Regions from separate parts of the Homo sapiens genome. Here region 1 is linked to region 2. A link is a contact called in ENCODE Hi-C data. All regions are on one chromosome and are shown on one strand. The core of a region is the stretch at or near the end of the contact, and the rest is flanking DNA. Distances in the headings are between cores, read along the strand shown.

What was found. Hi-C counts contacts between places; a loop is a spot of excess contacts on that map.
Region 1: a map of heart right ventricle shows a loop between it and region 2 (6-fold over the local background). The contact joins the enhancer-like site here to the promoter of RASSF1-AS1 in region 2. A Hi-C loop is called at or near these places in 1 of 168 maps with a recorded cell type or tissue (heart right ventricle).

The regions. Positions count from the first base shown.
Region 1 is chr3:52,425,418-52,431,666 of GRCh38, forward strand. No RefSeq gene overlaps it. Among named protein-coding and RNA genes, the nearest start is that of SEMA3G, 17 kb to the right of the region's middle. RefSeq lists enhancers at 2,549-5,698, 3,277-3,376 and a silencer at 4,556-4,716. Within about 2 kb of position 4,581, at least 4 of the 41 ENCODE cell types and tissues checked have a DNase peak (open chromatin) inside an H3K27ac peak, as active enhancers do; they include heart right ventricle, where a contact is called at or near this core.
Region 2 is chr3:50,333,073-50,338,900 of GRCh38, forward strand. It overlaps RASSF1-AS1 (RASSF1 antisense RNA 1), which reads left to right and starts at 4,439. Exons shown (of 1, transcript NR_109831.1): 1 at 4,439-5,228. It overlaps RASSF1 (Ras association domain family member 1), which reads right to left. Exons shown (of 6, transcript NM_007182.5): 2 at 4,833-4,939. RefSeq lists silencers at 3,843-4,152, 4,223-4,402 and enhancers at 4,474-5,045, 4,873-5,132, 5,213-5,302.

The DNA.
Region 1 (6,249 bases), core at 3,331-5,830, 2.1 Mb after region 2:
CACTGATGTTAATAGCCAACCCTATTTTTATAGGCTGGAAAGTCCAACTTTGAAATGTTCTATTCTTCATCTGGGCCTAATCAGTCATTCTCCACTAAATAACTGGCTTCTTTTTTTTTTTTTTTTTTTTTTTTTTTTTGAGACAGAGTCTCTTTGACCTCGTGATCCACCCACCTCAGTCTCCCAAAGTGCTGAGAATCCAGGTGTGAGCCACCACGCCTGGCCTCTTTTTGCTTTTCTTTTTCTTTCTTTCTTTCTTTCTTTTTTTTTTTTTTTTTTTTTTTTGAGAGGGAGTCTCACTCTGTTGCCCAGGCGGGAGTGCAGTGGTGCGATCTCGGCTCACTGCAACCTCCACCTCCCGGGTTCAAGTGATTCTCTCCTTCCTCAGCCTCCTGAGTAGCTGGGATTATAGGCACGCACCACCATGCCAGGCTAATTTTGTATTTTCAGTAGAGACGGGGTTTCACCAAGCTGGTCAGGCTGGTCTCGAACTCCTGACTGCCTCGGCCGCCCAAAGTGCTGGGATTACAAGCGTGAGCCACTGCACCCAGCCCCTTTTTTTTTTTTTTTTTGAGTCAGGGTCTCACTCTGTTCAGTGGCATGATCATGGCTCACTGCCCCGACCTCCCTGGGCTCAGGTAATCCTCCCACCTGAGCCTTCCAAGTAGCTAAGACTATAGGCATGCACCACCATGCCTGGCTAATTTTTTTTATTTTTTTTTAAGAGATGAGGTTTCACCATGTTGCCAAGGCTGGTCTTGAACTCCTGGGCTCAAGGGATCTGCCCACCTTGGCCTCCTAAAGTGCTGAAATTACAGGTGTGAGCCACCACACCCAGCCAGCTTCTTTCTTAAATAAGCTTTTAATTTAGAATAGTTTTAGACTTACAGAAACATTGTAAAGATAGTATAGAGTCCCCATATATCCCAAACCTAATTTCTCCTACTATTAACACATTAGTATAGCAAATTTGTCACAATTAAAGAACGAATATTGATACATCATTATTAACTAAAGCCCAAATTTTATTGAGATTTTCTTGTCTTTTCTGTTCCAGGATACCACATTGCACTGTGTCGTATCTCCTTCGGTTCCTCTTGGCTGTGATGGAATGGCAGACTTCCCTTGATTCTGAAGACCTTGACACTTCTGAGGAGTACTGGTCAAGTATTTTGCAGAGTGTCTCTTAACTGGGATTGTTCTGATGTTTTTCTCATGATTAGACTGGGGTTATGGGTTTTGGAGGAAGACACAGGAGAAGTGCCATTTTCATCACATCATATCAAAGTTACATAGTATCAGCATGACCTGTCACTGTTGAGGTTGACTTTGATCATTTGGCTGAGGTAGGTTTTGTCAGATTTCTCCACTGTAAAGTTACCCTTTTTCCCCCTTTTCTTTTCTTTCTTTTTCTTTTTTTTTTTTTTTTAGATGGAGTTGTACTCTGTTGCCCAGGTGGGAATGCAGTGGTACAATCTTGGCTCACTGCAACCTCCGCCTCCCGGGTTCAAGCAATTCTCCTGCCTCAGCCTCCTAAGTAGCTGGGATTACAGGTGTGCACCACCACACCAGCTAATTTTTTTTTAGTAGAGATGGGGTTTCACCATGTTGGCCAGGCTGGTCTCGAACTCCTGACCTCGAGATCCACCCACCTCAGCCTACCAAAGTGCTGGGGTTACAGGTGTGAGCCACCGCACCCAGGCTTTTCCTCTTTTCATACTGTACCTTCCAAAGGGAAGTCACTATGTGGAGCCCACAGTTAAGTAGAGGTTTTTATGCAACTCCTCCTTGAGGATGGAGTATCTACATAAATTATTTGGAATGGTTCTGCATGGGAGATTTACCTATTTTATTCTCTCCTGCTTATTTATTTAGCCAATCTTTTTTTTTTTTTTTTTTTGAGACGGAGTTTCGCTCTTGTTGCCCAGGCTGGAGTGCAGTGGTGCGATCTTAGCTCACTGCAACCTCTGCCTCCCGGTTTCAAGTGATTCTCCTGCCTCAGCCTCCCAAGTAGCTGGGATTACAGGCATGCGCCACCATGCCTGGCATTTTGTATTTTTAGTAGAGAAGGGGTTCACCAGGTTGGTCAGGCTGGTCTCGAACTCCTGACTTCAGGTGATCCACCCACCTCGGCCCCCCAAAATGCTGGGATTACAGGCGTGAGCCACCATGCACAGCCTATTCAATCATTTAGTATGGACTCCTGGACTTTGGGTTACAATGTAATAATACTTTATTTTGTTGCTCAAATTGCTTTGGCCACTGGGTGTTCATGTGTCCTTTTCACACATCCCCATCACTGTGTGTCTGGTTTTGTTTTGTTTTGTTTTTGAGCACTTTTTTACTTTCTGACACTGCAAGATGCCCCAAGCTCATCTTCTTTTAAATGCCTGTTTCATGACAAACACATGTTTAAAATTTTTAATACCTATTTTCATAACTGATGTGTCTTATTAGAATTAATTACTGTTTCATAACTTAGGAGCTGGGACAAATCAGTTCACTTAGGGATAGTAGAAATAGATGTTAAATAAAACTTTCCCAAAGCACCTGCTCCCCTTCCTCTAATCATTACCTTTACGGGAACCGTAAACTAAGGCCAGAAACCTCAGATTTTCCTTCAGCTTCCCTCTCTGTTCAGCCAACCTCTTTGTTGTCAGTTCGACTGTTTTTCAAATGTTTGCCTTCCTCTCCTTCCCATTGTCAGTGCTCAGCTCAGACCTTGATGCCTCATAGGATGGGCAGCAAAAGTCTGCATGGTTTCCTGTGTCCACTTGCTTCTCTGACACATCCACCCTTTTCCCTTCTGCCAGTTACCATAAAACATGTGCTAACTCTTTGCTCAGGATGGCCCTGCTGAGATTGGCATTCAAGACCTTCTACAAACAGGGCCTTCCATAGCTGCATCTCCCAGGACATCCCACCCACAGGCCTTCTTCTCTGGCTGCCTCAGAACACTGGGCCCGGGCCTGGGGTGCTCAGCCTGGAGAGTCCTGGCATCCATCTTCAGCCTGTTAAACACAGCCTAAGGGCTACTTCTTCATCTCTAGGCACTCTTACTGTCTCTGTTTGTACCCCCTGTTATAGCCCATGTCATTCTCTGTCTGTCCTACAGTTATGGGTCTGTCTTTCCTGCTAGATCAGAAGCTCCAGGGACCTGTCTGTCTTATTAACCTTTCTTCCCCTCATGATGCCTGGCCCAGGACTCCACGTTCAGAGGCAGTTTAATGTCTACAGAACTGATGGATGCTCCATACCCTGTATTCATAAGCCTGTGTTTTGCTGCCAAACACCAGAGGGCACTGTTAGCATGTCGATGAAGATTATAAACCCTCAGACCTGGAAGGCTGGGAAAGGCTTATGAAAATCTTGCTTCTGTTTTGGGATTACATAAGACTTATTGCGCCTCAATTGTTCTAAACACATCTGTTCGAGTTTATTCATGAGGCACGTTCCTGTTGGGGTTAGAGATGAGTTTGAAAGCTCCCCGTCACAGGTCAAATCCTTAGACAAGACTGCCTTCATAGTCTCTCCAGACCCAAAGTGGCTCTCCTAACCCACCAAAAATATCTCCCAATTACTCATTGAGAGGCATCCAGATGCCCTCTCCTCCACCAAAAATGGCGACTGCCAGTCCCAAGGGGGAATGTGTGATATGGTTCTATTCCTTTTCTGCCCCACCCTCCTCCCACATGCACACATGCACAGGTACCTGTCCACACGAATGCACACTCACTGCCATCAGGACCTCTGGGTGGTGGCTCAAACGGTGGCTCAAAGGCTCTAGCCTCTATGGGCAGGGTGGGAGGATGCTATGAGAAGCAGCACCTCCACTGGCCCTGACCCCAGGGAGACAGCATCAGTTTCCCATGTGCTCCCAGTCACAGCATCATGGGGGCCCCCAGGTGTGAGAAGTCTCCCTAGTGACTAAGCCAGGGAGCTCCATTCCAAAGGAGCTGGCTATTTGCAAAGGTGTCATGGCTTGTACATTTTTCCAAAAAATGACAGAAAAACTGAAGAACTGATTTTTTTCCCAAAACAAAAAACCCTTGCCCTCACTTCTCCCTAGCAAACCTGCTCTAACCCTGGGATCCCTGAGCAACATGACAGCATGAGGTCCAGATGGAAGGGGTAAGCCCCAGGAGCCCCTTCCCCTTGTCTTTGGTGTAAACTGGCTTCTTGACCCTGCCCTGCACACACCCCTAATAAACAGGAAGGCATCCGCGCCATTAGTATCCATCCTTTTCAGAGCATCTGAGACCTGTCTGGACCATCAAAGCCATCCCCAGCCCCCAGGAGCCTACTGGAGGAGACACCAGCCTCGCCAAAACAATTCTCCATTGTGTTCTTCCCCTTAGAAATCATGGGTTTGTAAACAGGCCCTTACATTTCAGCAGGTCCTGCCCTGGCTTTGTGCTGGTGTGTTGTTTTTTCTTCCCTGAACAATGTCCTTTCCAGTAGGGCCAGCCGTTCACACCATTGTCTGAGACCCTTGGACTACAGGAAACATCACCAGATTCTTATCAGTTGGGGGCAGGAGTGGGGGGGTGAACAGATGAGATCATGTCCACAGAGCAAGTGGCTGGTGTGCCACGTCATTCCCCATGCCTTCATCTGTGAGAGCAGAGCCCGCTCGCCCTCCATCAATCTGGGCTTCATGTGTCCAGAGTCCAGTCCCCTCTATTTGGTGGTAGACACCTGGACTCTGTTCCAGGCCTCTGTTGAGTCACTTTGGAATCCTATCAGTCTGCAACTGTCCCTTTGCCCTGGTCATTCCTCACAGCAGTGAAACAGGCCCTTTTGGGTGGATTAGGGGGTACTCTGGTCATCATACTCTCCGGGGTAAAGAGGTCAAGACTGGTCAGCTGAGTCCTCCCATCAGCAGTGTCCCTGCGTGCAGGCTATTAGCTAGCTGCTGGAGGCCTGGCCCAAAGACAGCCCCATATCCCTTACACCGCCTCCCTGGAGACTTTGCAGCAGCCCTCATCCTCAGTGGAGAGTAATTTTTTTAAAGGCTTCATGAGGAACCAGGAGTTTCCTTAATGGAAGTCCAGCAAGGAAAGTGAAAGGCTTCATTAGGATGCAGTCTCTAAGGGAGAGGGGCCCAGTAGTGGTACCCCCAGCAAAGGTGGCCAGGGACTGGGCAGTGGGAACGGGCACAGGGCCACAGCTGCCTTGCCTCGTCTCCTGTACATCCGAGGGATGGCTGAGTACGGAAGGAGAGCCAGGGTGCGGCCCAACAATTCCCAGGCACCTTATCAGATTTTTATCTATTTATTTATTTATTGAGACAGAGTCTTGCTCTGTTGCCCAGGTTGGAGTACAGTGGCGTGATCTCAGCTCGCTGTAACCTCTACCTCCCGGGTTCAAATGATTCTCGTGCCTCAGTCTCCTGAGTAGCTGGGATTACAGGTGTGTGCCACCAGCTAATTTTTGTATTTTTAGTAGAGAAGGGGTTTCACCATGTTGGCCAGGCTGGTCTCGAACTCCTGACCTCAGGTGATCCACCTGCCTCGGCCTCTGAAAGTGATGGCATTGCAGGTGTGAGCCATCGTGCCTGGCAACCTTATCAGATATTGTGTCCAAACCTAGCCCTACCCACTGTCCCTCTTTCCGAGTTTAGAGTCTTAGAAGACCCTGGGAATTTGTTCCTGGTGTGTGTTGAACTTTATTCTTGTAGAACCCACTGCAATCCAAGACTTAGGTGAGGCTGGGATGGGACCTTAACTGGGATGGAAATTGGGCTATTTCTGAGCAACTACCCCCTAGCTCTAAGATGTGGTTGGCCAGAGGTGCCTCTGTTTGCTGGATTTCCAGAGGCATGTGAGCCAGTCTTCTGGGGCCCAACTGGCTGGAGCTGCAGCTGGACCCCCTGCCAGCCCACAAAGAGGACAGGCTGGCTGGAGGTACACCAGGTTCTTGGGGGCTGCTACCTGACCATTCCTCCAAGCAGGGGATTCTAGGGCTGTCTAGGACCTGACCCCAAGCTTAGCCAATGAAAGAAAAGCCCAGGAGTCATTTGAGAAAGTGGAAACTGCTGTTTTCCTCTCTTATTCTGACTCCTTCCTGCCCCTCACCTTCTTAGAAACGAGTCTGTTGGATGGAAGGACAGCCACAGACTAGGGGTGAATGCTAGCCCTCCACAGAGGACCATGACAGACACAGGAGGGGCCAGAAATAGGCTGGTTATGGGAGCACGAGAGCCGGGAACAGAGCACAGTCCAGGCCCAAAGGGCAGCAGATTGGCCG
Region 2 (5,828 bases), core at 3,189-5,688:
AACAAGAGCGAAACTCGGTCTCAAAAAAAAAAAAAATCAGTAAAATCACACCTCAATTGCACATTCTGATCACAGCACCCTAGTTGAGTTGGAGTGAGGGTTTGTCCTGGAGAAGGCAGCCCATTTTTCTCCTCTGCCCCGGCACGGGGCCATGACCCACTGCAGGGTGAGAGGAGTGGAGAGTGGTGCACATCAGTAGTCCAGCCACCAGTGGACAGAGTAGTACTTGGAGCCAGTTCTCCATGTCTCACACATAGTGAGAAAAATCACTGTGACATGATGTTTAACCTTGACCCAAGCTGCATAAAAGGCAGCTTTAGGCCAGGCTCCAATCTGCCAGAGGTACACAGGCAGCTTCCTGGTGGGTTTCTGCACCTGCCTGTGCTGTCTGGAGATTTGGCCCAAAGATTTTTTTTTTTTTTGAGACGAAGCCTCACTCTGTCGCCCAGGCTGTAGTGCAGTGGCTGGATCTTGGCTCACTGCAAGTTCTGCCTCCTGGGTTCAAGCGATTCTCCTGCCTCAGACTCCCGAGTAGCTGGGACTACAGGCGCGTGCCACAACAACACCCGGCTAATTTTTGTATTTTTAGTAGAGATGGGATTTCACCACATTGGCCAGGTTGGTCTTGAACTCCTGACCTCAAGTGATCCGCCTGCCTTCACCTCCCAAAGTGCTGGGATTACAGGCGTGAACCATCGTACCCGACCCAGAGATTTTTAACTCGACCACTCACTCCCCACCTCATCTAGGGACTGGATTCTTGCCGGAAGGGTGGAGTGTGGGACAGGGCAGCCAGGGCTCTGAACCGACTTTCTTCTCCCAGACTCCCTTGGCCCCACTGCATCAGCCTTACTTCCTGTTGACGTCAGATAGGCCCTAGTTAGAATGCGAGTGTCACAGACACAGCTAAGCTCAGCGCTGACCAATACTTTGTCCCAGAAGAATTCCCACAAGGTTTCCTGTAGAATGATCTTGTGCCTAGCCCAGGAGAGCCAGGGTTCTCCCTGACTCCGCCCTGGAGTCCCCTTAAGCACTTAAACCATCTGATGGGGACAAATGGAGAGGACAGATGAGGGAGCAGGGTGGAGCGTTTTAGCAGAATGCTCCTTACCCAGAACCCGCTGCTATTCTGCAGCCAGCAAGGATGTGGGGCTAAGAACTAAGGCCAGGGCCTTACAGGAAAAAGGTAAAGGGGGAGGGGTGGGAATTTAAGCTCATTTTCTTCCCCAAGTATCCAAAGGTCTCCTGGATGGAGAAGAGCACTGGAGTAAAAACCCCAGTACAAACCTTACTGGGGACAGTGGGCAACCTTGTCGGGTTAGTAAAAACAAATGGTGTGGGCCCTGGAAAATGAGGGCTGGAGGCTGTGAATAAAGCAGTGGATGTGTTTGTTCAGTACACCAACGGGAAGAAGTACCCAGATGGGAGGAGTACTAGGGGCAGGAGAAATGCCAGACAGACTCTAGTGCCAGGGCAAGAAGGAAGATCATTTTGTTTGCAGAACAGGGAGGGCACAGGGATGGTGCTAACTTGTTCTTGTGATGGCTCTGAGCTCCTACCTAACAATGAGAAAGCTTGCTCCTTCTTCCCTTCCTGGATGACCCAGGAGCCCTGGGCTGGGATGCAGTGACCTCATTTCCAGCCCCTTCCCTTCTGGTGATGAACCTCCCTATCTTCACTCAGAAAACAGACTTGGATTAGAGGCACTGCACAGCCCTTCCAGGATTCTAAAGGAGGAAGAGTTTCTTTTTCTGTTTCCAAAGCTGCCTGCTGGAAGAGGATTTCAACAGCCATCCCAGTCGGATGCACAGCAGGACCATGGAATTTCCCTTCTGCACCATAGGGACCCACCCTCCACTCTACCACTGTCCATAAAAACTGATGGTTTTTTTTTTGAGACAGAGTCTCGCTCTGTTTTCCAGGCTGGAGTGCAGTGGTGCGATCTTGGCTCATTGCAATCTCTGCCTCCTGGGTTCAAGCAATTCTCTGCTTCAGCCTCCCAAGTAGCTGGGATTACAGGTGCCTGCCACCACAACTGGCTAATTTTTTGTATTTTTAGTCGAGACGGGGTTTCACCATTTTGGCCAGGCTGGTCTTGAACTCCTGACCTCATGATCCACCCACCTCGGCTTTCCAAAGTGCTGGGATTAAAGGTGTGAGCCACTGCACCTGGCCTAAAACTGATGTTTTTTTCTTTTTTTTTAACATATAACTTGGGACTTCTCAGCCTCCTATTCTTTCTTTTTTTTTTTTTTTTTTTTTGAGACAGAGTCTTGCTCTCTCATCCAGGCTGGAATGCAGTGGCCCAGTCTCGACTCACTGCAACCTCTGTCTTCTGGGTTCAAGTGATACTCCTGCCTCAGCCTCCCCAGTAGCTGGGATTACAGGCACACACCACCATGGCCAGATAATTTTTTTGTATTTTCAGTACAGACGGGGTTTTGCTATGTTGGCCTGGCAGGTCTCGAACTCTTGGCCTCAAGTGATCTGCCTGCCTTGGCCTCCCAAAATGCTGAGATTACAGGCATGAGTCACCAAGCCCAGCCTTCTTTCTTTTTTTTGAGACAGAGCCTCACCCTGTCACCCAGGTTGGAGTGCAGTGGCACGATCTTGGCTCACTGCAACCTTTGCCTCCCGGTTGAAGTGATTCAGTCTCCCAAGTAGCTGGGACTACAGTCACACACCACCATGCCCGGCTAATTTTTGTATGTTTAGTAGAGATAGGGTTTCACCATGTTGGCCAGGCTGACCTCGAATTCCTGATTGCAAATGATCCACCTGCCTTGGCCTCCCAAAGCATTGGCATTAGAGGTGTGAGCCACCGTACTTGGCTTCCTTTTCTATTTTTGAGACAGAGTCTCACTCTGTCACTCAGGCTGGAGTGCAGTGGCACGATCTTGGCTCACTGCAACCTCTGCCTCCCAGGTTCAAGTGATCCTTCTGCCTCACCCTCCCAAGTAGCTGGGATTACAGGTGTGCACCTCCGTGGCTAGCCCTCCTTTTCAATTGGTTAGTGTCTTGTGGTTTTCCCACCTTTCCACAGTGGAAAATGGCTCAGGACTGACTGACATGAAGACAAGCCCAGGGGTCTACACTCAACTCAACCCTTGCACCCAAGCTCTGGGCTAAGATTTTGGCGTGCTGAGCACCACCCATTTTGTAAGGAATTTTGTAAAATTTTATCTGAAGCATCACTCACAACTCCACTTTCTTTACTTAAATAAGGATTTCCGCCCCATTTCTGCCAGGCATACTGAGCTTCACAGTCCCTGTTTCTTTTTCCTGGTGCCTAGGCCTGGTTCTCTGAGCCTGGTGGTCACACCAATGGCATCTGGCACACAGTTCTCCGATAATGGGGATACCTAGGAGGTTCCGAGACACCTTACAGTCCTGGGTTAGTAACCTGGATCTCTTTTTCCACCTCTTTAGGCATTTTATAATCTAGCTTTCCCCCTTCCTGTGGGTAAAGTGCTCCTGAATGCTTATGGTCCAAAACAAGACTTCTTTCCTATCTATTCCCAAATCTTTCTCCAGATCCACCCTAGAGGAAGGGAACAGAATCTTCCACATTCCAGCAGCTGGTGACAGGCCAGAACAGGGAAGAGGTGAGGGCTCAGCTGGCTCCATACAGGAGTGCAGATGGAGGAGCAGGATCTCTCTCTGCCTCTCAAGTTTTCCTAAACATACTTCTCAATTCCTGGCGAGGACTCTTCCCTCTCCACATCCTCCCCTAGTCTCCCCAAGGAGGGAGCAGGAGCATTCGAACGCGGAAATCGAGGTGCTAGTCCAAACTGCTCGGTCGGCTTTAGTCATAGCTGGATAATGCCCGGCTCAGGTCTACCACAAGCCATACAGCTGCTTTTTCCGTGTTCAACCTGTCTGTGACAGAAACCAAGGGGGCCCCGGCACCCAGCATCTAGGCGGTGGAATCGGGGTCTTACGCACGGTTCCGCGGGCAGGTCCCCGGCCAGGACCCGCGGGGAGCCACGTAGCCAGGAGGGTGGGGCTGCCCACCGACCCAGGACGCGGCAACGGACCGGGGAGGGCGGAGCTCCAGCGACCGCTTCCCCTCCCGCCCGCCGGCACCCCCTGGCTCCCACCTGGTCCCGGCGCGGCCTGCGAGCTAGCGAGGTTCGCGCGGTGAAGTACTGCTCGAGCTCCGAGTCCGAGTCCTCTTGGCTGCAGTAGCCACTGCTCGTCGTGCTGCTCCAGGTCATTTCGAAAGAAGGCGCCTCCGCCTCGCCCATAGCCGTACCCGCCCGTCCCCCAGTCCTGCGCGTCCGTAGCCGCCAACCACCGCCCCGGTCGCGTGCGTGCGTGTACGCGTGTCAGTGTGCGCGTGCGCCCGGGCCAGAGCCGCGCCGCAACCGTTAAGACTGAAACGTAGATCGCCGGGATCTAGCTCTTGTCTCATTGGGGCAGGAACGCCGGGGCGGGGACACGCACGCTTCGCCCCCAGGAATGACCTCATCGCTCCGGAGCTCCACTCACAGACCCCACCTACCACAGGGAACGGGGGCGGGTGCCAGCGTCCGGGCAAGCGCACAAGAGTGGCCTCTGGCCGGAGGCGAGGGCGGGAAGGTGCGGGAAGTGCGCGTGCGCGGAGCCTGGGTCAGCCTGGGCCCGGGTCCGCTTGCAGCGGGTGGAGTACTTGCGGAGCCGGCAATCCAGGCTCCCCTCCCAGCCCCCGCGCAGAATTAGCCTCTCTGTGCCGCCGGGAAATCGGCAATTAGAACGCTCCTTGCGCGCGGCACCCAGGCAGCCCTCGAGAATGCCTGCACTGTGGCCTGCCCATCCTCGCCCTTCCCATACGCCCTCGGCCCCGCGCTCACCACGTTCGTGTCCCGCTCCACCGCGGGTTCCCAGCCCAGGTCCCGGGGCCCGCAACAGTCCAGGCAGACGAGCGCGCGGCAGCGGTAGTGGCAGGTGAACTTGCAATCTGCAGAGAGGCCTGGCGGTGAGGCGGAGGAGCTCCAGGTCGGGGAAATGTCCCGGAGATTGAAGGGAAGCCCCAGGGAGAGGGCCGCTGCTCGCCAGGCTCCGCAGGCCCGACCTATCTCAGTGGGTTACCTCACACTGCTACGCGGACTCTAATGTTGGCCACCTGGGCGTCTGGAAACCGGCCGGAAGGCCACAGGCAGAGAGGCCTGCTCAACAGTTGGATCTCTATCGCCTAGCACAGAACTTCCCCTTTCCTCATTGGCAATTAAAAAAACAACAACAAAAAACTGCGTCTTGCTTTTGTCACCCAGGCTGGAGTGCAATGGCGCGATTTCGGCTCACCGCAACCTCCGCCTCCTGGGTTCAAGCGATTCTTCTGCCTCAGCCTCCTGAGTACCTAGGATTACAGGCGCCCGCCACCATGCCCAGCTAATTTTTGTATTTTTAGTAGAGACGGGGTTTCACCATGTTAGCCAGGCTGGTCTCAAACTCCTGATCTCAGGTGATCCACCCGCCTCGGCCTTCCAAAGTGCTGGGACTACAGGCTTGAGCCACCGCACCCGGCCCTTCACTGGGAACGTATATGGAATACATCTGCCCATTTACTTGAAGGAAAAACTAAACACCTTTAACCTACGTCTGCCCTGTGGTTGTCACCTGTCTCTACTCCCCTCAGACCAAGACACTGGTCTCTATACACTCTAATCCTTCGCCTTCACTCTCCCCTCTACCCACTCCAGCCAGGCTTGCCTCTTCCTCCAGGAAACTGCCCGGGACAGGGTCCTCAGCGATCTGTGTACTACCAAATGGAATCCAGTGTTCCATTCTCCATTCTCACCCCCTCAGCATCATTTGAAGCTTGCTCCCTTTGACTCCCAGGGGCTACA